Regions from separate parts of the Homo sapiens genome. Here region 2 is linked to region 1. Evidence: read pairs that join two places in POLR2A ChIA-PET (ENCODE). Cell type or tissue: GM12878. All regions are shown on one strand. Links, peaks and the distances in the headings refer to the core of each region. The heading gives the core; the rest is flanking DNA. Region 1 has its middle 52 kb from the start of TNRC6B-DT. Region 2 overlaps TNRC6B (trinucleotide repeat containing adaptor 6B).

Region 1 (15,385 bases), core at 2,916-10,915:
TCCGCCTCCTAGATTCCAGCAATTCTCCTGCCTCAGCCTCCTGAGTAGCTGGGATTATAGGCACCTGCCACCATGCCCGGCGGCTACTTTTGTGTGTGTGTGTGTGTGTGTGTGTGTGTGTGTGTGTGTGTGTGTGTTTTAGTAGAGACGGGGCTTCACCATGTTGGTCAGGCTGGTCTCTAACTCCTGACCTCAGGTGATCCACCCACCTTGGCCTCCTGAAGTGCTGGGATTACCTGTGTGAGCCACCTTGCCCAGCCAATTTATATTTTTTTAATGGAAGAATAAATCATACAAGCTTAAAAATTATGAGAGAAGGAGGAAGGAAATAGGGTAGAGGGGACAGGGAGAGAAGCTAGACTGCCTTAAATATGGTTGATAGCTTTTTTAAATGGAAAATGAGAAACAAGTAAACCTAAATTTTAAACCTCACTAATTCGAACTTTACATTCTTAGTGGGTATATGCCCTGAGAGTGAAAAAAGAACTGCAACAAACAGTAGCAACAACAACAAAGTCCTTCAACTGTACTCATGTGGAACATACCAGTGATCTTGTTAGTACTATTTTGAGATTGTTGTTGAGTGTATATTGTCAGAAAAAAACAAATGAGTAATTATGTGGTACTTTATAATTTCCACTGTTTTGAGATCCAGATTCCCAACATGGGTGAAAGGAGATACAAATATAAAATAAAAGAGGTTAAATAAAACCCTGTTAACTTGATTTCTTCATAGACTTTTTTTTTCTTTTTTTTGAGATGAAATCTCACTTTGTCACCCAGGCTGGAGCGCATTGGTGTGATCTTGGCTCACTGCAACCTCCGCCTCCCGTGTTCAAGCGATTCTCTTGCCTCAGCCTCCCCGGTAGCTGGGATTACAGGCACACACTACCACACCCAGCTAATTTTTTTATTTTTAGTAGAGATGGGGCTTCACCATGTTGGCCAGGCTGGTTGTGAACTCCTGACCTCAAATAATCCACCCGCCTCAGCCTCCTAAATTGCTGGGATTACAGGCGTGAGCCACTGCGCCCAGCGTTAAGACTTTTTTTTTTAATTGGCAGTTTTAGGGTCACAGTAAAATTAAGCAGAAAGTATAGAGTTATCATATTTGCCTGTTCTGTGTCCCTGCCAGCCTCCCGCAGTGTCACATCCCACACCAGAAAGGTCTATTTGTTATAAATGATGAACTTATGTTGGTACACCATTATTACTCAAAGTTCATTTGCATTAGGGTCCGCTCTTGGTGTTGCACATTCTATGGGTTTGGACAAATGTATGATGGCATGTATCCATCATAGAATCATGCAAAGTGGTTTCAGTGCTCTCAATCTTCTCTGCTCCACCTAGTCATCCCTCCATCTCCCTGTCTTCTGGCAACCACTGATCTTTTTACTGTCTCCGTAGATTTTTCTTTTCCAGATGTTATGTAGTTGGAATCACATAGCCTTTTCATGATGGCTTCTTTCACTTGGTAGTATGTATTTTAGGGTTTTTTCACATCTTTTCATGGCTTGATAGCTCATTTCATTTTAGCATGAATAATATTCCATTGCCTGGATGTACTCTAGTTTATCCATTCACCTATTGAAGGCCATCTTAGTTGCTTCCAAGTTTCAGTAAATAAAAATAAAGCGGCTGCAAACACCATGTGTGGGTTTTTGTGTGAACATAAGTTTTCACCTCATTTGACCAAATGTCAAGGAGCACAATTTCTGGATTGAATGGTAAGAGTAAGTTTAGTTTTGTGAGAAACTACCAAACTTGTCTTGCAAAGTGGCCATACGGTTTTGCATTCCCACCAGCAATGAAGGAGCATTCCTGTTTCTCCATGTCGTTACCAGCATTAGGTGGTGTCAGTGTTCTGCATTTTGGGCATCTAATGGGTGTGTAGTGGCATCTCATTGTTTTTTTTTTTTTTAAATTTGTAGTTCCCTAATGACATATGATGTTGAGTATCTTTTCGTATCCTTATTTGCCATCTGTATATCTTCTTCAGTGAGGTGTCTGCTCAGGTCTTTTACCATTTTTAATCAGGTTGTTTATTTTTTATTGCTGAGTTTTAAGAATTCTTTGTATATTTTGGATAACAGTCCTTTATCAGATGTATCTTTGTATTTTCTCCCAGTCTTTGACTTATCTTCTCATTCTCTCGATTAACTTAATTTTGAATTACAAGTTGTGGTATGAATTATTGATATATTTTATCTTAGACAAAAAACACCTCCTAACCCATTCAATTGAAAAATCCTATAAACAGTGACCAGTAGCAATGTGTAACCCTAGTCCCCAAATTGTGGTCTTGGAATACCAATTCTCACTAACAGGAAGCAGGGTTATTTGGAGAAATCACTGATACAGGAACCGGCTACACCACGTAACAAGGAAGTCATAAAAGACTGTGATCAGGATCACATCAAAAGAACCAAAGAACATACAAGAGAAGACTCTCTTCATCCAATGATGAGACAATCTGAATACCAATAAAGTTTTTTTTATTTTTTTGAGACGGAGTCTCACTCTCTCGCCCAGGCTGGAGTGCAGTAGCACGATCTTGGCTCACTGCAAGCTTCGCCTCCCGGGTTCACGCCATTCTCCTGCCTCAGCCTCCTGAATAGCTGGGACTACAGGCGCCCGCCACCACACCCGCATAATTTTTTTTTTTATTTTAGTAGAGACAGGGTTTCACCGTGTTAGCCAGGATGGTCTCGATCTCCTGACCTCGTGATCCGCCCGCCTCAGCCTCCCAAAGCATGATGATATTTTTTAAAAAAGCTATTGGATACCACTTGCTAACACTACATTAACCATATACCATCCCTTTCCTATACAAACAGATCTGGCTTCTAGAGCTATATAGTAATTTATAAGAATTACAGAGGACAGAGCAGCATATTAGTACCACCATCGGGTACAGTTGGAAAAATCCAGATTATGTGAAGCTCTGGGGTCTTCAACAAATAAATTGCAAAGAAAAAAAAAAAGCACAGCAAAGCAAAGTCTTGTGTGACATTTACGAGACAGTTGGAAGTTTGAATACTGGCTGATTACTTGATGGTATTGGGACTGTTACTAATGTTTTTAAAGTGTAATGATGGTATTATAAATTTTTAACGGTTTTTAAAAATATATTAGAGATAGGTATTTACCAGTGTATTTATCAATGAAATGTCCTTGCATTAAAACTAATGTGAAGGCAGGGATACCAATAAGGGATACAGGTGAAAGAGTGTTGGCCGGGAGTTAACTATTTAAGCTGACGATGGGAACTTGAACGTTCATTATATTATTGTCTACTTCTGTGTCTAGCATTTTTTATAATGAAACTTAAAAAAAAACTTTCCTTGAGAATTTATAACCACAAACTGGCCCGTGTATGGGTGTGAGACTTGAATTCATACTATCTGTGCAGTGTAAAATTTAAATTGTTCTTGGGTTAGTAGTGCCTCCAGGAACCTGCCAGAGAAACATAAATCTTCTCAGGAGAAAAATACACCTTACTTAGGACTCAAATATGTCTCACAAATAAAATTATTCAGAAGTCGAAAATGAAGAGTCACAAAACACTCAAAACACTGAGCTACAGTGAATGAGTCAGCAGAACCAACAAAAATGATCAGATTTGAGGCCAGGCGTGTTGGCTCACGCCTGTAATCCCAACACTTTGGGAGGCCGAGGCAGCTGGATCACTTGAGGTCAGGGGTTCGAGACCAGCCTAGCCAACATGGAGAAACCCCATCTCTACTAAAAATACAAAAATTAGCTGGTCATGGTGGTATGTGCCTGTAATCCCAGCTGCTTGGGAGGCTGAGGTGGGAGAATCATTTGAACCTGGGAGGCAGAGGTTACAGTGAGCTGAGATCTACCACTGCACTCCAGCCTGGGCAACAGAGCAAGACTCTGTCTCAAAAAAAAAAAAACAGATTTGAAAAGTCTATAATATTGTAATTATTGGAAACTGAACATAGAATAAGTATATTTAATATTTTAAGGAAATTGTGTTTTTTTATGGTTTTGGTGATTAATTAATTAGAGATGGGTTGTTGCTATGTTACCCAGACTGAAGTACAGTGGTGAAATCATAGTTCACTGCCGCCTCAAACTCCTGGGCTCAAGTGATCCTCCCACTTCAGCCTCCCAAGTGGCCAGAACTATAGGTATGCACCACCATGCCTGGCTAATTTTTTAGTACTTTTTTAGGGGCAAGGTCTTGCTCTGTGTCCTGGGCTGGTCTCAAATGCCGGCCTCTGGTCTTCAAATGACCCTCTCGCCTTAGCTTCCAGAGTATCTGGGATTAGAGGTGCAGACCGCCATGCCTGGCTAAAAACAGATACTGTAAGTGTAATGTAAATGTAATTAGATATTGTAAATTGTAAATGAAAGAATGCTGCCAATTAACTTTAAGGTGTAAGATGGCAACTGAGACTATCAGGAATAATCAGGCCAAAAGTCCTGTGTGTCAAGGATGGGTTTTGCAACTGGTGTATGCCACTATAGAGGTATTTGACTAGCTAAAATAATAATAATCAGATATATTTGAAAAAGAACCATTTCATCAGTTTAGCCATCCACAGTTTATACCTACTTGAAAACATGCTGTGCATGATAAATACAATTTTTATCAATTAAGAAAATAAGAATGAAAAAATAACCATTTCAGAAGCAAACAACATCATTGAATTTGGCATTTAGTAGACAAGTCTAATCTTAAAGCAAATTAGACACAAGTGAAGCAGGACTTACTGAACTAGAAGATAAAGCTAAAGAAATTGTCCACATAAAACCCATAGAGACAGAGAAAATGTTAAAGAAAGGTTAAGATGCATGGAAGATAGAATTAGAAGGTTTCATATAACATCTGATCAAAGTTCTAGGAGAATAGAAGCACTGGGGGAGAGGCAGTATTTGAAGACATTTTCCAAAATTGATGAAATAACTAAATCGTCTGAATCAGGAAGCTCAAGCAGGGTAAAGAAAGAGAAATATCACCTGGATACATTGGCAAATTCAAGATCCTAGTACAGTCCTGAGAGAAAAAGCAGACTGCAGACTGATAGCTGACTTTTCAGTGACAGTGGAAGCCACAAGACAATTCATCGTCAAAGTGCTGGAAGAAAAGTAACCATCTGTCAAGAATGAGGGCAAAACAAAAGCATTTTGAAATAAAAACCATTTTTATTATGAATGGAGAAAAGTAGAAGAGTATTTTTGAGCTTTCAGTTAGGACAGTTGTTAAGAGCTTAAACTTTGGAGTCAGATAGTTTGAGCTGTACTGCTAGTGAACTGTGTTGTTTAACTTCTCCGTTTCCTTCTCTACAAAATAGGATGACAAGTGGGAATGGTTGATGGGTACAAAAATACAGTTAGATAAAATGAATATGATCTAGTATTTGGTAGCACAATAGGATGCCTATAGATAACAATAATCTATTGTATATTTCAAAATAACTGGAAGAGTAGAATTGGCACTTTTCTAACAAAGAAATTATAAATGCTTGAGGTAATACCCCAGTTACCCTGATTTGATCATTACATGTTGTATACCTGTATCAAAACATCACATGTACCACGTAAATGTATACAACTATTATGTACTCATAATAATTAAAAATAAAAAAAATTTTAAAAACAGGATGACAGTAGTACTTACTTCATGGAATGCTTTGATAAGCAGATGAATTATATGTAAAGCACTATGAGTCCTACACAGTACGCATCTAGTAAATGTTAGGGATTGCTGTTACCATATTTTATGGAATTTAAGATGCCATCATTCCTAAGACATATTGTATTTTATGCTCCATTAAGAAAGAAAGAATGCTGCCAATTAATTGTAAGATGTCATTAATTGTAAAATCTGTCCAGATTTCACAAATGTTAACTTGTAAAGAAAAAAACCATGAATCTCAAAATTGATGAAATATAGTATTTTGATAGCAGATACTCAAGTACAGGAGAAAATACTGTATATGAAATATTTAAAAAAACAAAAACAGTTTGAAGAAGAAGTTGATGAAAGTGTTGTGAAGCCCAGAATTTAAATGTGTAGTACCCATGGCTGGAGAGTTTTGTGTATAAATTATTGAAGGTTAAAACAGCTGTTTCACTTTCATTTCTTCAGAAGTAAATATGAACTACAACCAAACTGCCCTTGAGTTGGCTTAAGATTTCCCAGTGGCTGTTACTTAAACGAAAAGTGTTCTTTAGCATTTCATTGGTAAGCACTAGCTTGTGGAAAGGCCAGATGTTGAATGTTGAACATGTTTGATAAACAGAAGTTTAATATGCAGCTGGAATAGTAGCATTCTTCTGCAGGTGCTTTTTGAAATGTTTTCAGTTTTTCTTTTCCACTTGGTTTTGATTACCACTTGCATGTAGTTGAGAGGAGATTTTTGCTAATTTCGTATGAGGCTGGATGTTGCTCTGTTTTAGTTGGTCTTATTGCTGATGATACTGCAGTATGTCTCGGAGAGCATGTAAGCATCAACACTCTTTCCAAACATTTTGATTTGGTTAGATCATCTCAAATCATTATTGAAGCTGCTAGCTAGAGTGTTGTCGTTTCATGAGGCCGTACACTCCAGAAATCTTTACAATTATATTACCACAAAGAAGTTGACTACTCATTCAGTTATTAGGATACATAGATTATTACAGCAGCCTCATAACTCTTTTTGCTACCTCTGTGATTTTATCAATTAGAAATAAATTAGGCTCTGTGTAATGGAATATCCAACTTTGCTTTAACCAAATAAAGATTTATTTTTTCCTACACACCAGAAAATTGGGAAATAAGTAGTCACTCCCAGTGTTGTTAATATCTCAAATTCCTTTGATCCATCCTTGATGGTGGCAAGGCCATTTCTCTGCTTCCGTTTCAGACCACGCACCCTCCCAAGTGAGGTATAAAAGGTGTGCCTCATCTAATGATTGACCAGAGCTGTGACATGTAGCCACCTCTCTTCTTAAGAAAAGTTGGGAAATGTAGCTTTCTAATTGAACCTAAGTTTACCCCTAGCCAAATCTGGATTCCAGGCATTTGCAAAACAAATAATGATATTACCACAATTGCCATGATTACGATGTAACCATGATTTGTGACCATGAAGCACCCATAAATTTAACTGACCTACATTGTGACTGAGCCCACAGCCTAACATTATCCTTTAAGTAACTGAGTTTACCACCTCATGCCATCTAGTAGGCAATTATCAGTTTTGCTCACTTGCCCCTTTATTATATGATGTGTATTTCCTTATACCTGTGCTTCATTAATATAGCCAACATTCACTGAATACCTACTCTGTGCCAGGCACTGTTAATACAGAAATGAATAAGGTACCCCATTTGATAGGGGAGATGGATATCAACAAAATTTACAAGTACCACAACCTGTAACCCTCATGCTCAAGGCGGATGTTATTGATAAAGTGGCTCATCCATGTCATCACCAGGTAACTAAGCTGGTGACTTTAGCCTAGGCCTTCTAAGCAGTGTAGCTCCTCTGTACCCCTCCTATCCGCAGCCCCAAATCCTTGTGTCTTACTGAGTTGATTGTCTTAGAAACATATAAACATGACTATGAGACCAGCTTCAGAAAGCACGATCTGTTGTATTGAACACATTGGTGCTTCTTATGGTAAATGGTCAACCACTCAATGCCAGGATCATGGCCAAAACTTTATGAGACTTCAGATTCCAAATCTTTAGCCACAGGGAACTCTTCCAATGGCCAATTCTTAGGAAGTCTGTGAGGACAATCATTGGCCATAAGGAACAGCTTAGAGTAAAGCACAGGTAATACCCAGTGAATACTAAGAAACCATGGTTGTTATGGATAATCAGAGGAGACAATCTGTTATTCCCACATAGCGTTACCTCTTTTAGAAGCATCTACATTTCCTGCAGAGATAGGATGTTTTTATTAACTGAGCCCTGGATCAAACTTGCACTAGCATACAGGTGGTGTGATAATCTCTTTACCTTGACAGCAACATGAGTCTGGGCTTGTGAGATGAATGGTAGGACTTCATCAAGATGTTGTCCAGCTACTCAGTGTGCATCATCCATTATGCCCCAGCCAAGGAGATCACAAAACTGGCTCCACCTCTCATCACTTCTAAGAAAACTTCCCCCAGTCTTCTCTTGTGCCTAAACAACTGTAATTTTTATAGTCATGTGTTACATACTATGCCAGATATATGCCAACGAATGTCTATAAAAAAAAGTTAATATTTATTAGCCAGAAAGCATAATGTTAGATTTTGGCTTTTAGAAGGGGAGGTTTTATTGATCCACCTACACATTGGCATGTGAATTTACTTCTCCATGAAAGCAGAGAAGAAATTTATTAATTTATTTGAACAGCTTTGTCAACATTGTTCTGAAAAGAACAAGTTGGAATGTAGTAGCAGTGTGCTCCATTATGACAAAAGCTTTGCAAATGACACAAAAGGTTATCAGAGTTGACCATTAAGGACCATATGGCACCAGGCTTCAGGAAAGATACAGTGGAGGAGGGAGAACAGAGACCCCATCCTTACCTGCCCCATCAGGGGAGTTCACCCTGGTGATGGGTGAGGTGTCAGGTGGCATAGCTGAACCATCCTTACATCTCACTGGGGAGTTTGGACTGTGTTGTCTGTGGGCTGGAAGGCTTTTGAACTTGTTGAACAAAGGAATGACATGATCAGATTTATTTTTTATTATAAGAGCAATTTATGCTCTTTGTAAAAACTTGATGTTTATGAAGTAGAAAATGGAAAATTCTTGCATCCTATTCCTCAGGTGTGTCCTTTTTTTTTGTTTTTGTTTTTGTTTTAAGACAGCCAGACAGGGTCTTTCTCTGTTTCCCAGGCTGGAGTGCAGTGGTGTGATCATGGCTCACTTCAGTCTCCAACTACTGGGCTCAAACAGTCCTCCTGCTTCAGCCTCCCGAGTAACTAGGACTACACGTGGGTGCCACCACACGCGGCCAATTTTTAAAAATATTTTTGTAGAGATTGGGTCTTGCTATATTGCCCAGGCTGGTCTTGAACTCCTGGACTCAAGTGATCCAGGCCTCCCAAAGTGCTGAATTTACAGGTGTGAGCCACTGCACTCTGCCAAAGGTACCTATTTTTAAAGGCTGTTGGATGTCTTGCCAGACTTTTCTCCATGCTTTCAGGTATATCATACACACACACACACACACACACACACACACACACACACACACACACTGTATTATACATTGTATACATTATATATACACGCAGATAATGTATAATGTAATATATATGTTTTATATATTTATTTGTATATTTTTGACCAACAGGGGATTAAGATATACAAAATGTTTTATAATGGCGTATCTTATTTACTTATTTAAGACAGGGTCTCGCTATGTTGCCCCAGCTAGCCTCAAAATCCTGAGCTCAAATGATCCTCCCACCTCAGCTTCCCAAGTAACTGGGACTACAGGTGTATGCCACCACTCCTGGCTGGCTCTTATTTTAATCTAACAAGTAGTTGTTAGATTAAAACAACTTTAAATAAATACATTTGTATACTTGTGAGGTGTGTGTGTGTGTAAGTGTATGTAAAATCCACCCTTAGAGGGGGAATTGCTGCTGGGCATGGTGGCTCATGCCTGTAATCCCAGCACTTTGGGAGGCTGAGATGGGCTGATCACCTGAGGTCAGGAGTTTAAGACCAGCCTGGCCAACATGGTGAAACCCCATCTCTACTAAAAATACAAAAATGAGCCGGGTGCGGTGGCGGGTGCCTGTAATCCCAGCTACACAGGAGGCTGAGGCAGGAATATTGCTTGAACCTGGAAGCGGAGGTTGCAGTGAGCCAAAACTGCGCCATTGCACTCCAGCCTGGGCAACAGAGCGAGACTCCGTCTCAAAAAAAAAAAAAAAAAAAAAAAAAGGGAATTACTATATCAAAGAGATGCATATTTCAGGTTTTGGCAGATGTTGTCATATTGTGCTGTAGAAAGGCACTCTGCATCCCGCCATCAGTATATGATCGTGCCTGTCTACACACCTTTGCATTATCAGACTTTTTAATCAAAATTGTTCTAAGTCATAGAAAAGATTTAGATTTTTATGTAGTGAAATGTATTAGTAATTTCTTACTCCCTTGGGGTGGGTTTATCATGCTTTTAGGAATGTCTTCCTCAATTCAAGATTATAAAAATATTTTTACCCATGGTTTCATCTGCTACTGTCATATTTCTTTAATTTTTTTTAGTTTTTTTATTTTAAGAGACAGTCTCACTCTGTCACCCATACTGGAGTGCAGTGGTATGATCATAGCTCACTGCAATCTCGAACTCCTGGGCTCAAGTGATCCTCCTGCCTCAGCCTCTCAAAGTGCTGGGATTTAAGGCATATGCTACCATACCCAGCTCTTTTTGTTTTTAAATTGATGTGTTTGATTTTTCTGGAATTTTATTTTGATATATGGAGTAAGAAAACATAAAGTAGGACCAGGCACGGTGGCTCGCACCTGTAATCCCAGCACTTTGGGAGGCCGAGGCGGATGGATCACAAGGTCAGCAGTTCGAGACCAGCCTGGCCAAGATGGTGAAACCCCGTCTCTACTAAAAATACAAAAATTAGCCGGGCACCGTGGTGGACGCCTGTAATCCCAGCTACTCATGAGGCTGAGGCAGGAGAATTGCTTGAACCTGGGAGGCAGAGCTTGTGGTGAGCTGAGATCGCGTGCACCACTGCACTCTAGCCTGGGCGATAGTGTGAGACTCTGTCTCGAAAAAAAAAAAAAGGAAAAAAAAACATACAGTAAGGAATATATAGCTTCCTGTTCTGGATTCCCACAGTGACTAGCCAGTTATTAAAAAATCATTTGCTGAAATAATTCATCTTTTCTCCACTGATTTGAAGCACTCTTTTAATCATAATTTTCCACATTGTGGTATGTGTCTTTTTTCCTTGACTACCTAGAGCCTCAACAAGATTAGTACAGCGGTCCTCCATATTCATGGGTTCTACATCCATGACTCCAATCAATCATGGATCAGAAATATTCAGGAAAAAAATTGCGTCTCTGTTGAACACATATAGACTATTTTCCTTGACATTATTCCCTAAATAATACAGTACAACAGCTGCTTACATAGCATTTGCATTGTATTAGATATCATAAATAACCTAGAGATTACATTTAAAGAATACAGGAAGATGTGTACCTAAGGAGGGGGCATTAGGTTATTTGCACAAGTTATACACAAATACTTCTCCATTTTATTTTATTTATTTATTTTTTGAAACGGAGTCTCGCTCTGCTGCCCAGGCTGGAGTGCAGTGGTGCAATCTCAGCTCACTACAAGCTCCGCCTCTCGGGCTCACGCCATTCTCCTTCCTCAGCCTCCCGAGTAGCTGGGACTACAGGCGCCCGCCACCATGCCTGGCTAATTTTTTTGTATTTTTAGCAGAGATGGGGTTTTACCATATTAGCCAGGATGGTCTCGATCTCCTGACCTCATGATCCGCCCACCTCGGCCTCCCAAAGTGCTGGGATTACAGACGTGGGCCACTGCGCCTGGCCCCTCCATTTTATTTTTATTATTTATTTATTTATTTATTTATTTATTTATTTATTTATGGAGACAGGGTCTCTCTTGCCCAGGCTGGAGTGTAGTGGTGTGATCTTGGCTTACTGCAATCTCCACCTTCCAGGTTCAAATGATTCTTGTGCCTCAGGCTCCTGAGTAGCTGTGATTACAGGCCTGTGCCACCACACCCAGCTAATTTTTTTTGTATTTTTAGTAGAGACAGGGTCTCGCCATGTTGCCTAGGCTGGTCTCGAACTTCTGGCCTCAAGTGATCCGCCTGCCTTGGCTTCCCAAAGTGCTGGGATTACAGGCGTGACCACTGCGCCTGGCCTATTTTTTAGAGACGGAGTCTGTCTCTTGCCCAGGTTGGAGTGCAGTGATAACAATCATAGCTCACTGCAGCCTCGAACTCCTAGGCTCAAGTGATCCTCCTGCCCCAGCCTCCTTAGTAGCTAGGACTACAGGTGCACACCACCATGTCAGGCTAATTAAAAAAAAAAATTTATAGACATGGAGTCTTAATTATTGGGTCTTACCAGGCAGAACTTAAACTCCTAGCCTCAGGCGATTCTCCCGCCTTGGCCTCCCTAAACACTGGGGTTTTGGGCATGAGCCACTGTGCCCAGTCTCTATACCATTTTGTTTCAGGGACTTAAGCAACCATGGATTTTGGTATACACCAAAGGTCTGGAACCAATCTCCCAAGGATACTGAGGGATGAGTGTATTATATTGGATGGAGACTGGGGGAAGGAAGATTGAACCTAAGCACTGTAGAGGGTTGTGGTATCAAAAGTCAGTAACACCTAGAGATAGGTTTGGAGAAGAGTTCTTTTTTGATAGGGTGGTTTGGAGATTGGAGGGACATTGTGGAAGACATTCTCAGCAGGTCCCCAAGTTCTCTCCTCATCTGGGCCCATTGCTTTCTCTTCAGCATTTTTTTTTTTTTCCTTTGAGATGGAGTCTCACTCTGTTGCCCAGGCTGGAGTGCAGTGGCATGATCTCGGCTCACCACAACATCCACCTCCCGGGCTCAAGCAATTCTCCTGCCTCAACCTCCCGAGTGGCTGGGACTACAGGCATCTGCCACCATGCCCAGCTAATTTTTTGTATCTTTAGTAGAGATGGGGTTTCATTGCGTTAGCCAGGATGGTCTCGATCTCCTAACCTTGTGATCCGCCCACCTCGGTCTCCCAAAGTGCTGGGATTACAGGCGTGAGCCACCACTCCTGGCCCCTGCTTCTTTAAATAACTAATTTTCAAACTTTAACCTATGTCAGAATCACCCCGAGGGCTTGTTAACAGCACATTGCCGGCGCCACCCCCAGCATTTCTGGCTCACTAGTTCTGGGATAAGGTCTGAATATTCACATTTCTATCAGGATTCCAAGTGCTGTTGCTGCTGTCTGGGGACCACACTTTGAGAACCATTGCTCTAGACTGAGTCCTCTTCACTCCCCTTTTAGATTACTCTAATGGTCTCTAGTTGGGCTTTTTTTTCTAGTTTTCCTGTCCTTTATAGCCTCCTGACTCAAATTAGGACTGCAGTGGTGAGAATAGAAGTGGAGAGAAAGGAATGAAGCTGAAAGACATTTCAAAAGAAGGATTAATGGGCTTTAGAGACTGAGTAGATGTGTGGGACAAAGGACAGGAAGCAAAGAGGCATTTTCTAAACATGGACACCAGATTTACTCTTTGGAAAACACTTCTTTCATCTTGTTATTTCCCAGTTCAAGAATCTGCAGTGAGATAAATCTAAAATGAGATTTATTTGAATAAAATACAGCTGACAATTGACACCCAACCGGTGTCGCTTCTCTGGTTTTGTCTAAGTCAAATCTCATTATGACAGATGACTTTGCAAGTAGATCTCTGCATTACCAAATACTTTCATGGCCGAGCCAGTGACCTACTTTAAGCAGTATCCAATTTAACAATTCCAGTTCAGCAAACTAGTTTGGATAGCATTTTAGGACTTGCAGAATTTAATCTGAAGTACTATGGTACATTTGTGTATATAAAAGAACTGTTAATTTCTAAGGGTTAGTTTAAACCCTATTTAGAAATCGTGTTTATCATATGAATATATTTTTTTAAAAAAACATTATATACTATGCTTTCTGATTTACCTTTTTCTTATGCTTGCTGTTGGACAAAAACAAGGAGGGAGATATTGTGCCAGATACTCATGTTTGCAATTATAAATGCAGATGAGGCCAAAGTGTGTGTTTGTACAGGTGGGATGAAATAAACAAATGACAGTGAAAGCCTGCTTATCAGGATCATTATTTGTTGTTGTCCCTTATTAGGATTCATTATTTGGAAAATAAGTATAGAGAGGACAGTTTGGGTTTTTAAGATATTTAGTATGTGACATTTAATTATTTCTTAATTTTTAAAAGCTGACTTCTGTCTTAGTCTTACATGATTTGGCCTCACATGTGTGGATGAGATTTTAAATATGTGAGAATCATAGCTAGTTATAAAAGAGTGCCGGGTATTTGCATTATAACAAAACACCTTTATTTGTGTATAATTTATATACATCATATATATAAACTTCACCCAGTTTAGATATACAATTAAAACATAGTAAATTGCCCAGTTGTGGTAGCTCACACCTAGAATCTCAGCACTTTGAGAGGCTGAGATGGGGAGACTGCTTGAGGCCAGGAGTTAAGAGACCAGCCTGGGCAACACAGCTAGACCCCATCTCTAAAAAAATAAAAATAAAAAAATTGACTGCGCGTGGTGGCTCACACCTGTAATCCCAGCACTTTGGGAGGCTGAGGCCGGTGGATCACGAGGTCAGGAGACGGAGACCATCCTGGCCAACATGGTGAAACCCCGTCTCTACTAAAAATACTAAAATTAGCTGGGCATGGTGGCACATGCCTGTAATCCCAGCTACTCGGGAGACTGAGGCAGGAGAATCGCTTGAACCAGGGAGTTGGAGGTTGCAGTGAGCCAAGATCGCACCATTGCACTCCAGCCTGGGGACAGAGTGAGAGTCTGTCTCAAAATAAATAAATAAAAATAAATAAATAAATTAATTAATTAATTTAGCTGGTCATGATGGCATGTGCTTGTATTCCCAGCTACTCGGGAGGCTGAGGTAGGAGAATGGCTTGAACCCAGGAGTTTGAGTCTGCCGTGAGCTCTGCTCGTGCCACTGCACTCCAGCCTGGGCGACAGAATGACACCCTGTCTCAAAAAAAAAAAAAAAGTCTATACAGTTGTACCATCATCATTCGCAACCCAGTTTTAGAACATTTCCGTCAACCCACAGAGATCCCTCTTGCCCAAGTGCTGTCAGTCCCTTTTCCCACGCCATGCCCCAGGCAGCCCCTGAAAATTGAATCATACGGTACGTAGTCTTTCAAGTCTGGCTGCTTTCATTGAGCACAATATTTTTGAGGTTCATTCATGTTGTAGTATCAGTAGCTTGTTCATTTTTATTGGTGAGTAGTTTTCTACTGGATAGATTTACCACAGTTTGTTTATCTATTGATTACTTGAAGGACAAAAAAGACATTTGGGTTGTTTCCACTTTTTTGGCTATTATGAGTAATAATTCTTTTTTTTTCTTTATTTTTTACCTTTTGAGGTGGAGTCTCACTTTGTCACCCAGGCTGGAGTGCAGTGGCACGATCTTGGCTTCCTGCAACCTCTACCTCTCAGGTTCAAGCAATTCTCCTGTCTCAGCCTCCCGAGTGACTGGGATTATAGGCATGTGCCACCACACTCGGCTAATTTTTGTATTTTTAGTAGAGACAGGGTTTCGCCATGTTGACCAGGCTGGTCTCAAACTCCTGACCTCACG
Region 2 (15,385 bases), core at 4,408-12,407, 200 kb after region 1:
GCACAGACGTAGAACGTGTCGGCGTTGCAGGAAGTTCTGCACAGCACTGTGCTAAAACAAAAGGCAGGTTGTGTTACTCTTTCAGCGGGAATCCCCTCGTGGCTGGTTCTCTCGCTGAGAATGCAAGGCAAAAGCAAAGTCTTTACTCTGGTCTTTGAGGTTCCTGGTGATCCCACCTCCCCACAAGTACAGGTCACTGTCCCATACCTTCATGCTGCTCCAGCCAAGTGGCCCCCACACACCAAGCATACGCTTAGAACATCCTTCCCAGATGGCAGCATGGCTCAGTCTTTATCTCCTTCAGCTCTCTGCTTCTCTGCCACCTTCCCTAGGAGCTTTCTCAGGGCAGCTACGTACAGTGTGCAGCCTGCCCTGTCACTCCCCCACCCCCCGACCCGCTTGCTCCTTGTCTTTTCTCCCTCTCTGCCCCGCGCCTAGGAGTATAATAAGCTTCACAGTGGCAGGGTCTGGGCCTGCTGTGTTCACTGCTGGAGCCTGAGCAGGGCATGTATTTTGAGCTCGGTGACTATATATCAAGTCATGGGAAGATGCATATCAGAGTGATTTCAAAAGTGGAATTGTTGGGAAAGTTGCAGTTAACTTTGTGTGAGAGACTTGGGTACTACAGATCTCTTTATGACCAAAGTGTCTGCTCTACCCAAAAAAGAAAATTACTTGTGTTCCCTCCATTTTTGAATTTTGTTTTATTTATTTAATGCATACTGGGAGCAGAATATTAAATATTGGATTATTCTGTCTTTTCCCAACATTTCTGTATTTCTAAAAAATGAAGCAGTTGGGTAACTCTGAAGAAAGAAAAGGCCAGGCACGGTGGTTTACTCCTATAATCCCAGCACTTTGGGAGACCAAGATGGGCAGATTGCTTGAGCCCAGGAGTTCAAGACCAGCCTGGGCAATATGGCAAAACCTGTCTCTAACAGAAATACAAAAAATTAGCCGGGCATGGTGGTGCATGCTGTAGTCCCAGCTACTTGGGAGGCTGAGGTGAGAGGATGACCTGAGCCCAGGAGGTTGAGGCTGCAGTGAGCCATGGTGACACCGCTGCAATCCAGCCTGGGTGACAGTGATATCCTGTCTTAAAAAAAAAAATGAAAAAGACAAGATAACCACACACAGTTTGGATAGCGGAGAAACAAATTCTTAAAGAAACCTCCAACCCAAATACAATGACAGGAATTATTTTTACTAATTCCCTATTCAGACACTATTCATATACAGGGATGCTTTTCACATTATTGCACTCAGGGTCACTAGAACCTGATGTTAACATTGTGTCCTTGAATTTTCTGCTGTTGCTATGTAGCATTCACGGTGATCATAATGATGTTTCATCAGGTAGATTTACCTTGATTTACTTAACATTCCCTTCCCCCACTGTTGAGTATTAAATTGTTTTTAATTTTTCCCTGTTACAAATAATGCTGCAGAGAAATCCTTATACATAAACCCTTGCCCACATTTTTTCTAAATTTAGTTGCCCAAAATGAAATTTCTGGGTCAAAGCACATTAATATTTTAAAAGGTTTTGATAAATACCAGATTTTATATTCCTTTTGACCACATTATAGGGGCAATCAGTAGTTAATGTAAACATAGAAGATACTGAGGCCGGGCTCAGTGGCCCATGCCTGTAATCCCAGCACTTTGGGAGGCCAAGGCAGGTGGATCACCTGAGATCAGGAGTTTGGGACCAGCCTGGCCAACATGCTGAAACCCCATTTCTACTAAAAATACAAAAACTTAACTGGGTGTGGTGGCAGGCGTCTGTAGTCCCAGCTGCTCAGGAGGCTGAGGTAGGAGAATGGCATGAACCCTGGAGGCGGAGCTTGCAGTGAGCCGAGATCGTGCCACTGCGCTCCAGCTTGGGCGACAGAGCAAGACTCCGTCTCAAAAAAAAAGCCAGGCATGGTGGCGCACACCCGTCTGTCGTCCCAACTGCTCAGGAGGCTGAGGCAGGAGAATCGCTTGAACCCAGGAGGTGGAGGTTGCAGTGAGCTGAGATTGTGCCACTGCACTCTAGCCTGGGCGACAGAGTGAGACTCCATCTCAAAAAAAAAAAAAAAAAGGATGACACTGAAACTTCTAAGATTTGTTACAAATATTCCGGGCCTTGGGTTTCTACCATGCCTGTTTCCTCCAGTTACTCAAATACAATATTGAGAAAGTAACATATTCCAGCAGGCTTTTGTCCTGACTTTAAATTGCTGTCATTTTGCACCTGCAGTGCTTTGTTAAATGCCATATCGATTGCAACAAGATCTTTACTTTCTCCAATCCAGCAGGAGATTGAAGGGCTTTTAAACCAGAATAATTAACTCCCTGAAATGGAGAATGTGCAGACCTGCACCACCGTGATTCCTCTGCAGCCCAGGCGGGCGTGAGCAGGTGTTTGCCTGGAGCCTAGTGGCGCTTTTCCCTGGTCCTTCTGTATTCTTTGGAGAGGGGCAGTACATTTGCAATCCTAAGAAAGGAGAAGTTGAGCACGGCTGGGATAGGAATTTCTCAAAAATTACACTTTTATTGTCTCTAAAATTGTCAGTTTATGGAACATACGAGCTGGTGGCTTCTAAAGATCACTTTCCTATGCTTTTCTTTATATTCTTTCTGCATGTGTCTCTCTGTCTTTAAACAATCTGTTGTTTTCATTTTGCCTTTTTTGCACTTAACCCATATAGTATAGAGCCTCCTTCTTTTGTTGTGCTATTTTTACTTGTATTATTTCAAATATATTCCCATGTGGATTTGGGCAGCTATGGTTCATATGATATTCCATTATATGACTATACCATAATTTACCTATTCTACTACCAGGTCTACTGTTCATAGACATTTGGATTGCTTCTAGATGTTTGTTGTTATGAGCAGTGCTGCTATAATATCCTTTTCTTTTTTTTTTTTTTTTTTTTTTTGAGGCAGAGTCTCCCTCTGTTGCCCAGGCTGGAATGCAGTGGCGTGATCGCAGCTTACTGCAACTCTGCCCCCGGGTTCAAGCAATTCTCCTGCCTCAGCCTCCTAAGTAGTTGGAACTACAGCTGCCAGCCACCATGCCTGGCTAATTTTTGTATTTTTAGTAGAGACAGGATTTCACATGTTGGCCAGTCTGGTCTCGAACTCCTGGCCTCACGTGATCTGCCCACCTTGGCCTCCCAAAATGCTGGAGTTACAGGCATGAGCCACCGTGCCTGGCCTGCTATAATATTCTCATGTTTGTCTCCCAGGATGAATTTCTCGATGGTACTGCTGGGTCACGGGCAGGTTTTACTTTGGTGGTTTCTTTAGCTAATTTTGAGTAGTAGGAATGCCTGAGGGCGGGGGCGGAGGGGGGTAGGGGAATGGTGGGGAATAATGGGTTCTTGCCCTGTTACTGTGTCTCCCATGCTTGCTCCTTGTCTGCCCTGCCCCTAGGAGTGTAATAAGCTTCACAGCAGCAGGGTCTGGGCCTGCTGTGTTCACTGCTGGAGCCTGAGCATCAATAGCTGTGCCGCACATGTATTTTGAGCGCAGTTAATATATATTAAGTCATGGGAAGATGCATATCAGAATGATTTCAAAGGTAGAATTGTTGGGAAAGTGCAGTTAACTTTGTGTGAGAGACTTGGGTGCTGCAGATCTCTTTATGACCAAAGTGTCTGCTCTACCTAGAAAAAAAAAAAAAGGCCAGGCACAGTGGCTCACACTTGTACTTCCAGCACTTTGGGAGGCTGAGACAGGCACTTGAGCCTAGGAGTTCGAGACAAGCCTGGGCAAAATGGCAAAACCCCATCTCTACAAAAAAAAAAAAAAAAAAAAAATACAAAAATTAGCCAGGCATGGTGGTGCATGCCTGTAGTCTCAGTTATTTGGGAGGCTGAGTTGGGAAAATCACTTGAGCCCAAGAAGCCGAAACTGCAGTGAGCCATGATCGTGCCACTGCACTCCAGTCTGGACAATAGAGTGAGACCCTGTCTCAAAAAATCAATCAGTCAATCAGTCAATCAATCAATCAATCAACCTGAGCTCAGTTCTGGAGGCTTTTCAGTCTGAAATCACCACTGTCTGCCTCCATCATCATCCGATGTTCTCCCGTATGTGTCTCTATCTTCACATGGCTTTTTCTTCTCTGTCTCAAAATTTCCCTCTTCATATGAGGACACCAGTTAATGGATTAGGGCCCACCCTAATTCAGTATGACTTCGTCTTAAACTTGAGTGCATCTACAAAGACTCTATTTCCAAATGAGATCACCTTCTGAGGTTCCCAGTGGGCATGAATTTATGGGCAACACTATGTTACCAAATACAGTCGCTAACTGAGATGAATTTAGGATTCACACTGAAGGTGGTACATAAGATTTTATGGATCCTTGAGGTATGGTGGGATAAGAATCCGGTTTGGAACATGGTTTCAATAGCACAGAATATATCTATACTCACCCTCCTTTCCCCCAGACTCAAATTATAGTGAGTTTGAAATTATTATATCAGAGACAGTAAGTTAAGTCACACTGGTGACATTTTGTGTGAATTCAGAGCAGAGATGAAGAGGAGTTGTTATCTGGGGGAAATTGTGGAGGACGTGTTCCTCATGCTCGCCCTAAAACTGGTGCAGAGGCAGCATGCCCTGTAGTGGTGTGCTCACTTGGTGCTCACGTGTGCTTGGAGTACACCTATTAAAATAGAAAGTCAAACAGATTTTTAAATTGGTTGGTAACACTCAGCATCTCTTAGAGGATAGAGAGGAAGCAGCTGGGGGGAACTATTACTTGAAATTAGAGTACTTTCCAAAATGACAGAGTTGATGGGTGGAGTGAAAGTGACAGATCTTGAGAGAAAATGAGCTGATGAGCCTAGTACAGGAAACCTGAACTTGGTCAAATGTTTATAGACTAGAAGAGTGTCAAAGAAAAGATGGGCCAAGCATGGTGGCTCACGCCTGTAATCCTAGCATTTCGGGAGTCCGAGGTGGGTGGATCACTTGAGGTCAGGAGTTCAAGACCAGCCTGACCAACATGGTGAAACCCCGTCTCTATTAAAAAATACAAAAAGGTAAGCGTGGTGGCGGGCACCCGTAATCCCAGTTACTCAGGAGGCTGAGGCAGGAGAATCGCTTGAGCCCGAGAGGTGGAGATTGCAGTGAGCTGAGGTCATGCCATTGCACTCCAGCCTGGGCAACAGAGTGAGACTCCATTTCCAAAAAAAAAAAAAAAAAGAAAGAAAGAAAAGATAGGCATGTAGTCTTGAGAATGTAGCAGAGATGGTGGTTCAAAAGTATTAGGAAACTGAGGAATTTAACTCTGACCGTGATGCCAAAGAATGATGAAATGAGAAGATGCAATGGAGATGGGGAAGCTTTCTGATTAACTTAGTTTATAATGGGACATTTTCAGAAGATGGATAGTAAGGGTAAAAGCAAGCATGAATAAAACACAGAGAAAGCTGAGACTTGCAAAAAAAAATGAGGTAGATTAAAAGAACCTTTAGAGTTTGGTTTGATGCAGTTTGGTGACTAGGAAAGGAATCATTGCCTTGGACTAGTTGTGTAATGCCCAGGGTTTACAGAGTGGAGGTAAAAATTTTTGTTGCTTTTGTTTTTTATATTAAGAAGAAGGACGTTCAAACCAAAAGACAGATCCTAGAGCAGAGAAAGAATTTGTGAAGAGAATTGTGGAGCCCTCCCTGTCTGTGATTTTTGAGGAGTGCTGGGAGTCTTCGAGGGGAGTTTAATGACACCCATCTTTCCTGCCCGCATTCTGAATGTTTAAGGCAAAAGAGGAAAACATATTGGGGCCACAGTACCCTCTTTACTACCAACAAAGCAGATAATGGAGAACGTGCGTACTTCCTAATACCGAATTCCAGCCTTAACCCAGAGTCACCGTAATGGGGCAGTCCTCTCTCCAGGTTTGCTTCCAAGAAGGAGAAAGAGGCCTTAAGGGCCTTAAGTTCTATGATAAAATAAAGGTGGATGTCCTCTGTGTGGAGCCTCAGATCAGAAATGGGAAAGAAGCACCCCTCCACTATAAGAAATTGAGGAGAATGGTGAATTTTTTTTTTTTTTTTTTTTTTTGAGACAGAGTTTCGCTCTGTCGCCCAGGCTAGAGTGCAGTGGCGTGATCTTGGCTCACTGCAAGCTCCGCCTCCCGGGTTCATGCCATTCTCCTGCCTCAGTCTCCCGAGTAGCTGGGACTACAGGCGCCCGCCATCACTCCCGGCTAATTTTTTTGTATTTTTAGTAGAGACGGGGTTTCACCGTGTTAGCCAGGATGGTTGCGATCTCCTCACCTCGTGACCCACCTGCCTCGGCTTCCCAAAGTGCTGGGATTACAGGCGTGAGCCACCGCGCCCGGCCTTTTTTTTTTTTTCCTTATGGTGTTTCTCTCTGGTGTCCAGGCTGGAGTGCAGTGGCACGATCTTTGCTTGCTGCAACCTCCGCCACCTGGGTTCAAGCGATTCTCGTGCCTCAGCTTCCTGAGTAGCTGGGATTACAGGCGCTTGCCACCATGCCTAGCTAATTTTTGTATTTTTAGTAGAGAGAGGGTTTTGCCATGTTGGCCAAGCTGGTCTCAAACTCCTGGCCTCAAGTGATCTCCGCCCGACTTGGCCTCCCAAAGTGCTTGGGATTACAGGTGTCAGCCACCATGTCCAGCCTGGGGAAATTTTTAAAATGATTTCTGAAAGGAGAAATAAGGAAAAAGTAGCTAGAAGACTAATGAACTTGGTCCCAATTCCAGGAAAGAATCTAGATTATCAAGAAGATTGCTTTTGAGTACGTATGGCAGTAATCAATAATCATAGTTTGCTAACAAGTTTTCATACATTCCCTTCATTGATTGGTAGAAATACTGGCATAGAAGAACAATATAGTTGTTGTACTCTACTTTAACAGGCCGTTTGACAACTTCTCTCTTTTGGATGAGATGGAAATATATTGGCTAAACATTAAAACAGTTGTGTGGATTAGTAACTGACGATTCCTAGGCTGATCGTTTCATATTGAAAGGAAGCTTTAGCGGCATATGACTAGATTATCCTCAGCTCTATCAAGTTCAGCATTCCCATCCGTGACGGGATGGGGGAACACAAACTGGGAATAAGTAGAATAATAGGATCAACAAGAACTTGGTGGGGTGACTGTGAAGTTAAATATGATAGAGGTTCATTCATTTAATAGATATTTATGGAGCATCTTCTATATGCCATGCTCATAAAGATATACGTAAGGTCTTAAGCTCAAATTAAAAAATCAATAAAAATTTAAAGGCCAGGCACGGTGGCTCACGCCTGTAATCCCAATACTTCGGGAGGCCAAGGCGGGTGGATCACGAGGTCAGGAGTTCGAGATCAGCCTGGCCAATATGGTAAAACCCCGTCTCTACTAAAAATACAAAAATTAGCTGGGTGTGGTGGTGCGTGCCTGTAGTCCCAGCTACTCAGGAGGCTGAGGCAGAAGAATTGCTTGAACCCAGGAGGTGGAGCTTGCAGTGAGGCGAGATCACACCACTGCACTCCAGCCTGGGCGACAGAGTGAAACTCTATCTAAAAATAATAATAATAAATAGGCCGGGTGCAGTGGTTCACGCCTGTAATCCCAGCACTTTGGGAGACCGAGGCAGGTGGATCACAAGGTCAGGAGATTGAGACCATCCTGGCTAACATGGTGAAACCCCGTCTCTACTAAAAAAAATACAAAAAATTAGCCGGGCATGGTGGCAGGCACCTGTAGTCCCAGCTATTCGGGAGGCTAAGGCAGGAGAATGGCGTGAACCCAGGAGGTGGAGCTTGCAGTGAGCCGAGATTGCGCCACTGCACTCCAGCCTGAGCAACAGAGCGAGACTCCATCTCAAAAAATAAAAATAAAAATAAAAATAAATTTAAAAAATCATTAAAAAAAACCCAGCTACATGGGTTAAATATTACATGAGGGAACAAAAGCATGTTTTTAAATATTATAGATTTTAACTAACATTAAGCTTAGTGTGTGAATCAGGAGTTACAATCACCAGAGAAATTGACATCTTAGGCATTGTTCATGAAAGCACAGCTTTTAACAGAATGCTTAGGGTCTACTTGGTGTTAGACTACTCTAGAAAATACCTTTCTGTTCTTGGCTCTTCACCAAGAAATGGAAGGAGATACAGGTGAAAGAACTGATCATATTGAGCCTGAAGATGAGATGCAAGGGAACTGTAATCATTGTCTGAAGACATTTGAAGAATCAGCCTGTGGAATAATGTGAACATTTATGGAGGACATCTCTAAGCATTTGACATTGATTAACTCATAAAATCTAATAATGACTGAAGTTAATATTGTTGTCATTCCAGTTGGAGATCAGGAAAGTAAGGGTCAGAAAGGCTAAATGAGTAACTTGCTCTGAGTCAGCTTAGAAATGGCAGAGCTGGGGCCGGGCGCGGTGGCTCACGCCTGTAATCTCAGCACTTTGGGAGGCCGAGGCGGGCGGATCATGAGGTCAGGAGATTGAGACCATCCTGGCTAACACGGTGAAACCCCGTCTCTACTAAAAATACCAAAAATTAGCCGGGCGCAGTGGCGGGCGCCTGTAGTCCCAGCTACTCGGGAGGCTGAGGCAGGAGAATGGCGTGAACCCAGGAGGTGGAGCTTGCAGTGAGCCAAGATAGCGCCACTGCACTCCAGCCTGGGTGAAAGAGCGAGACTCCGTCTCAAAAAAAAAAAAGAAATGGCAGAGCTGGGTTGGGAGCGGTGGCTCATACTTGTAATCACAACACTTTGAGAGGATGGCTTGAGCCCAGGAGTTTGAGACCAGCCGGGAGGTCAAGGCTGCAGTGAGCCATGATCACGCCACTGCATTCCAGCCTGGGTGACAGAGTGAGACCCTGTCTCAAAAAAAAAAAAACAAAAAAAAAAAAAAAACAAAACTGGGGAGGCAGGCAGAGCTGGGATTACAAACCCAGGCAGTCTGCCTCTAGAACTAAAGTCTTTTTTTTTTTTTTTTGAGATGGAATTTCACTCTTGTTGCCCATGCTGGAGTGCAATGGCACCATCTTGGCTCACCACAACCTCCGCCTCCCAGCTTGAGGCAATTCTCCTGCCTCAGCCTCCCTAGTAGCTGGGATTACAGGCATGCGCCATCACACCCAGCTAATTTTGTATTTTTAGTAGAGACGGGGTTTCTGCATGTTGGTCAGGCTGGTCTTGAACTCTTGACCTCAGGTAATCCACCCACCTCAGCCTCCTGAAGTGCTGGGATTACAGGCGTGAGCCACCACACCCAGCTCTAAAGTCTTTTTTTAACCTTTTTATTTTTTTAAAGAGATGATAGCTCGCTATGTTGCCCAGGTGTTCTCAATCTCCTAGGCACAAGCTAGTCCCCCAAACTGCTGGGATTACAGGTGTGAGCCACTGTGCCCAGCCTCTAGGACTAAATTCTTGGCCATTGTGCTACACTACTTGGCACTCACGGACACGTTCTTAAGCTTGTTCTCCATGGCCCCAACTAGTCCAGTGGGTTCAGTAGATGAGGGTGCAGGGAAACTCACTTCTTCTTACTTAAATCATCTTAGAGGAGCAAACCAAAGATAGGAGGGAATCCTCTGTCGCCAGAGCTTCCTGCAGCCTCGCCTAGCTCACTCCTGAGAACAGGGAGAAGGACCCTGCCGGGTCAGTGACCTTCCAGGCTCTTTGATGCTGGCTCTTTTTTTACACTGCCACTCTGTGGGTGTTTGCTATCAGAAGCCATGCATTGAAACTCATGTCTTCTATTTACAAGTTAATATATTTGTCTTACTTGTAGCACAGAAATACTTTCACGTAAGTATTATTTATTAGCTTTATGCAATGTAGCATGTTTTGTTTTATGGCACATTTCCAGTAATAATTTCTTGGTTGGATAAAAGCCATATTGTCATCAATTTTTTTTTCTTGAAGATGTTTTCCTGAATATAAAATTTATACTTTTTATTGTAGAAAATTGGAAAGTCTAAGAAGAAAATTTAAAAACTGTTGTAATCTCACTGCTCCAAGATAATCATTGTTAACCCTTGAGTGTATTTTTCCTGTTATATATTTTTCACAGAAAAGTTTGACAACTCTTGCTTTAGATTCATCAAGATTCTTTTCACAGAAAAACAGTTTTATTTTGATAAATTCTGAAGATTCCTTTTCTTTTCTTTCTTTTTTATTTTTTTGGCTAGGTTTCTGCCTCAATGCTCAAGCAGTTTCCCAACAGTGGCCTGAGTCCAGGTCTTTTCAATGTGGGGCCCCAGTTATCTCCTCAACAAATTGCCATGCTGAGCCAGCTTCCACAAATTCCCCAGTTTCAGTTGGTAAGTAGAAGATTTTCTTCCTGTGGCTAAAAAGGTCATTTGCTTTTTTTTTTTCTTTAGCTTTGATTTGCTTCCCACATCTTTGCCACTTTCTATGTTCAAAGGGTGCTAGTCCACACTTCTTTGCAAACTATGGAGTGTGCTTAAGGGTTGTCAGCTCAACTGGAGGAAAATGTAACCAAGAGACCGGGAATTTGGTGTTACTTCCCTCCTGGATACTTTTGATTGTGTGACCTGTACTTCAGTGCACAGACCCTTTAGGTGTCCTCAGTAAATCAATCTCAGGAAACTTTGGTTTTCTGTCTTTCCCCCTTGTTTTGTAGGCATGTCAGCTTCTCTTGCAGCAGCAGCAACAGCAGCAGTTGTTACAGAACCAGAGAAAGATTTCTCAAGCTGTACGCCAACAGCAAGAGCAGCAGGTACGTGGGTAGGCAGGGTCCCTCCAGTGCTGTGTTGGAGGAGTACATCCCGGCTTAGCCTCTGATGGCAAAGAACCGGGCACAGTCTTTTCCTGGGAAGTTCGGGGCCGTGCTTATCACGTGTCTGTCTCTCTTGGCCCTCAGCTGGCTCGAATGGTGAGTGCACTGCAGCAGCAGCAGCAGCAGCAGCAGAGGCAGCCAGGCATGAAGCACTCGCCCTCTCATCCTGTTGGGCCCAAGCCGCATCTGGACAACATGGTACCCAACGCATTGAATGTGGGGCTCCCAGACCTTCAAACCAAAGGGCCAATACCTGGATATGGTTCTGGTAAGTTGTTGGTAGAGAAAATTACCTTTTTAGAAATCTACCTCTCTAGGCCTGTGGTAGGGGTTGCACCTGCATTACCCTCCTTTTTTATGTCAGCTGTACAAGGTAGGTAAATATTCTTATCCCTGGTTTACAGATGAGACATCTGAGGCTTCTTGAGTTTCAGTGGGTTTCCAGAGCTCACCACATGGTTACTAAATAGCAGAGCCAGGCCTCTAACTTCTCTGGCTCCAAAGCAGTCTTCCTTTTTTTTGTGTGTGTGTGTGTGTCTGGTTTATTTTATTTAACACAGTAAAGGCTCATACATGCTATAGCACATATCAGAATTCATCCCTTTCTAAGGCTGGGTAATACTCCATTGTGCAGATATACCACAGTGTGTTTACCCACTTTTCTGCTGAAATGGATAAACTTGGATTGTTTCCACCTTTTAACTACAAGTTGAGCATCCCCTAATCTAAAAATCCAAAATGCCCCAAAATCTGAAACTTTTTGATCACCAGCATGAAGCCAGCAGTCTTTCAATACGTGTGTATGAATGGCAAACTGCTCTCCTACCGCCGGGAATTTTTAAAACCCTATTTAAATGCTTGTGCATGCTGTGAGTGGTACACATGGCTGAGGTTATGATCTGTTAAAATATGTACTAGTTTGAAATGTTTTAGTGTACTCATATTAATAAAATTGCCTTCTATAGAAAAAATGAACTAAAATTATAGTGCAGATTGATAAAAATTCATTTGATATTAGTATTTCATCTGATTTAAATAGAATTAGAACAAGTAAGGTTATGCCTTTAACATTCTTCAAGAATTTTTTGGCAGGCAAATCATAGCTCTTTCAGAACTGGAAAACATGCTGTAAGCAGAATCTAATTGGTGAGGAAACAGTGATTTCAAAACAAAATTTTAAAATGGAAAAGATACCACACACCATCATAGTTTCATCTCAAACTGACAACATTTAGAATTTATCTTCTAAAGAAGATACTGTTCTACGCACACTCAAAAAACGAGTTGGGCCGCGCGCGGTGACTCACACCTGTAATCCCAGCCCCTTGGGAGGCTGAGGCAGGCAGATCACGAGGTCAGGAGATCGAGACCAGCCTGGCCAATGTAGTGAAACCCTGTCCCTACTAAAAATACAAAAATTAGCCGGACGTTGTGGCATGCGCCTCTAATCCCAGCTACTGGGGAGGCTGAGGCAGGAGAATCACTTGAACCCGGGAGACGGAGGTTGCAGTGAGCTGAGATTGTGCCCCTGCACTCCCACCTGGGTGATAGAGCAAGACCCCATCTCAAAAAAAAAAAAAAAAAAAGAGTTGGGAAGACATGAAATTGCTGGTTCTAGGTGACAGTGTGACCCTGGACAAATGGCAGCGGCTGACTGTGCGCCAACCCCGTGATCCTCCTACTGCACGTGCAGGGGGTGAGCAAAGACTTCAAGGTGTTCTTGATCTTGATCTGGATATTTTAACGGAATTACTTTGTAGATCCTTAGCTTCCACCAACTGTTTTCATTCTTAAAGATGATCTGCCTGATAACTGACTTAAATTCGAAATAACTTTTCTTGCACTTGATATAGAAGAAGGTCAGCTCTGTGCTCATCTGGGCTGCAAAACACCAGGGTACCAAACATGGCGGGGCCTCCCTTGATTACTAACAAAGGTGTCCTTATGCTGTATTTCCTTCTTCTTCTTCTTCTTCTTCTTCTTTTTTTTTTTTTTTTTTTTTGAGGCGGAGTCTCACTCTGTCGCCCAACCTCCACCTCCCACAACCTCCACCTCCCAGGTTCAAGCGATTCTCCTGCCTCAGCCTCCTGAGTAGATGGGATTACAGGCACATGCCACCACTCCCAGCTAATTTTTGTATAGTAGAGATGGGGTTTCACCATGTTGATCAGGCTGGTCTTGAACTCCTGACCTCAGGTGATCTGCCCACCGTGGCCTCCCAAAGTGCTGGGGTTACAGGCGTGAGCCACTGCACCTGGCCGATTCTTTCTTACTTCTAATGGCTAAAGGATCAGAGTTAAGCATACACATATATACGTATTTACTGAAGAAATTTTATTATTTTTGTCATACTCCTGTTTCATAAGTAACTTGTAAATTTAGCTATGCATTATATTATTCCATATTAAAGAGAAATATTGACTTATTAGCTTGTTTCTATATTTGTTAACTTATTAAATAATAGATAAACATTATTAGGTCTCATTTTAATTGTGACCTGACCATTTATAATCTGCCTTATAAGATAGATGTGTTTTGTCATTTATTTCACTTACAATTTTCCTGTCTGGGCACAGTGGCTCACACCTGTAATCCCAGCACTTTGGGAGGCGGAGGAGGGCAGATCACTTGAGGTCAGGAGTTCAAGACCAGCCTCCAACATGGTGAAACCCCGTCTCTACTAAAAATACAAAAAATTAATTGGACGTGGTGGTGTGCACCTGTAATCCCAGTTACTGGAGTGGCTGAAGCAGGAAAATAGCTTGAACCCAGGCGGCAGAGGTTGCAGTGAGCTGAGATCATGCCACTGCACTCCAGCCTGGCGACAGAGCAAGACTCCGTCTCAAAAATAATTTTTTTTCCTTAGTTAGCATTATTATATTTGTTTGAATTGAAGAATACATTTTAGGTCTGAAAGTTAGATTTGGCTGCCTGTTTTGAATAGATTATTTGATGAAAATATATTTAAAGCATATATAGAAATTAAAAAATTTTTTCTAATAAATTAAATGCCGAAGATGTAATGAAATGAACAGTCTTTCAGTTTTCCTGATGCTAAGTATGTTGAACTAAAAAGGATACCTCTAAGTGAAAGAGTAGCAAGAATAATTGAAAGTTTCTTAATATGTCTTGATAAAGCCTCTTTGTTACATTATCTCAAAATTAAGAATTTGAATGACTAATGACTGCTTAACTAATCCTTACTGATTCTTTTGTAAAACAGATGGTTTCTAATTCTGTCCTTTTAGCAAAATTGAAAATATACCTAATTGAGGTTGAGTGCGTGGCTCATGCCTGGTAATCCCAGCACTTTGGGAGGCCAAGGTGAAGAGTGAGAGGGAGAGGGAGACAGAGAGAAAGAATACCTAATTGAATTGTTAGGTGATAATGACCTATCTAAAAATTATATTTTAGTATCTGTGTTACTGGGCTAGGGGAAGGAACATATACTTTAAAAGAAATTCGAGAAGTAAGTTATAACAAGACTCCTTCTGTTCCCATCTACTTATTTATATGAGTCAAATTTCTTAGTGCTTTATGTCAACAAAGAAATTTAAAATAAGATGGTAGCGAAAATTCTCATTATAGTAAGGAGTGTTGGTTACCGTGGATATCTGAACTCATTTAGAAACAAAGTAATTCATCTTCTTAGAAAATGCATTTCTGATAAAATTTCACTTTTTATGTTTAAAATTTATCAAAATTTGTAATATTTATTTGGTATATCCCTGTGAAAAGTAAAGCTGAATAAATATTGGAGATTATAAAAATGACAGAAGAGTAATTGTATCTATGCTGCAATTATGATTGTGTCGATACCAAGTGTACATGTGGACACGGACTTAGAACAGTTGTGTTAGGATGGCCAATTATGGGTGATTTTTTAAAAATAATTATAGAAACTAGTTTGTTTTTTAATGTATAGCAAAAAGAGGAGCAGAAAACAGAACTGTAAACAGAGAGAGTGAAGGCAGGATCAGTGTAAGGACAAGTTAATTTAAGAGCATTTCCTCAAGGATGTAAGAATGGAGCCAAAAGTCGTGAACAGACCATGAATTAGGGTGTGTGGAGAATGAGAGAGAGTAATTCTAGCAAAGACGCATGAGGCAGGCAAAGGGTTGTCCTTGCATGAATGATAAAAGCAGGTGACAGGCAAGGGGCATGTCTTACCTCTACTTGTACCTCAGCTCCTAACACAGGGCCTGGCACAGATTACACTGTCCATAAATATTCATTGAACTGAACTAAATGGCTTAATTTGAGCTAAAGCTCTGTGTTGGTGAGAAATTTCAGGGAAACCACTTGGTGGACTAAGGAAATTTTGTTTTGCTGTAGTGGAAAGTACAATACAGTCAGTATTTTCTTGGGTTTAGAGATACGACAGCTTGTAAATAGCCGAAGGTCACTAGCGAAGCACCATCTCTTCTTTGTTAGTGCACCCACTAGAGCACAGTGTCCCAGAATTCCTTCCATCAAAATGCATCAGACACATTCCATATCCTAGCGTCAGGCTGGTTACTACGTGACATCAAAGAAAATTATGTCCGTCTTCGCCTGATTTTTCCTCTCATACTTTGGGGTTTGTAGATTGAACCTTTCAAGG

What was found. Peaks named below come from ENCODE experiments on the same cell type or tissue, not always from the same donor. Only the 100,000 strongest peaks of a DNase experiment are listed, where the experiment ranks them.
Region 2: POLR2A ChIA-PET joins it to region 1 with 5 read pairs; 2 of 35 experiments call an interaction of 5 or more read pairs at or near these places.

What each region holds. Positions count from the first base shown.
Region 1 is chr22:40,088,495-40,103,879 of GRCh38, forward strand. It overlaps a transcript of TNRC6B not described here. Among named protein-coding and RNA genes, the nearest start is that of TNRC6B-DT, 52 kb to the left of the region's middle. RefSeq lists an enhancer at 12,930-13,450. In GM12878, for the core only: no CTCF peak of the experiment used is centred there; a DNase peak (open chromatin) is centred at 6,196; H3K4me3 peaks cover 295 bases; H3K27ac peaks cover 339 bases.
Region 2 is chr22:40,290,284-40,305,668 of GRCh38, forward strand. TNRC6B (trinucleotide repeat containing adaptor 6B) reads left to right here. Exons shown (of 23, transcript NM_001162501.2): 13 at 10,172-10,303; 14 at 10,627-10,722; 15 at 10,867-11,050. Among named protein-coding and RNA genes, the nearest start is that of ADSL, 49 kb to the right of the region's middle. In GM12878, for the core only: no CTCF peak of the experiment used is centred there; a DNase peak (open chromatin) is centred at 11,088; H3K27ac peaks cover 666 bases.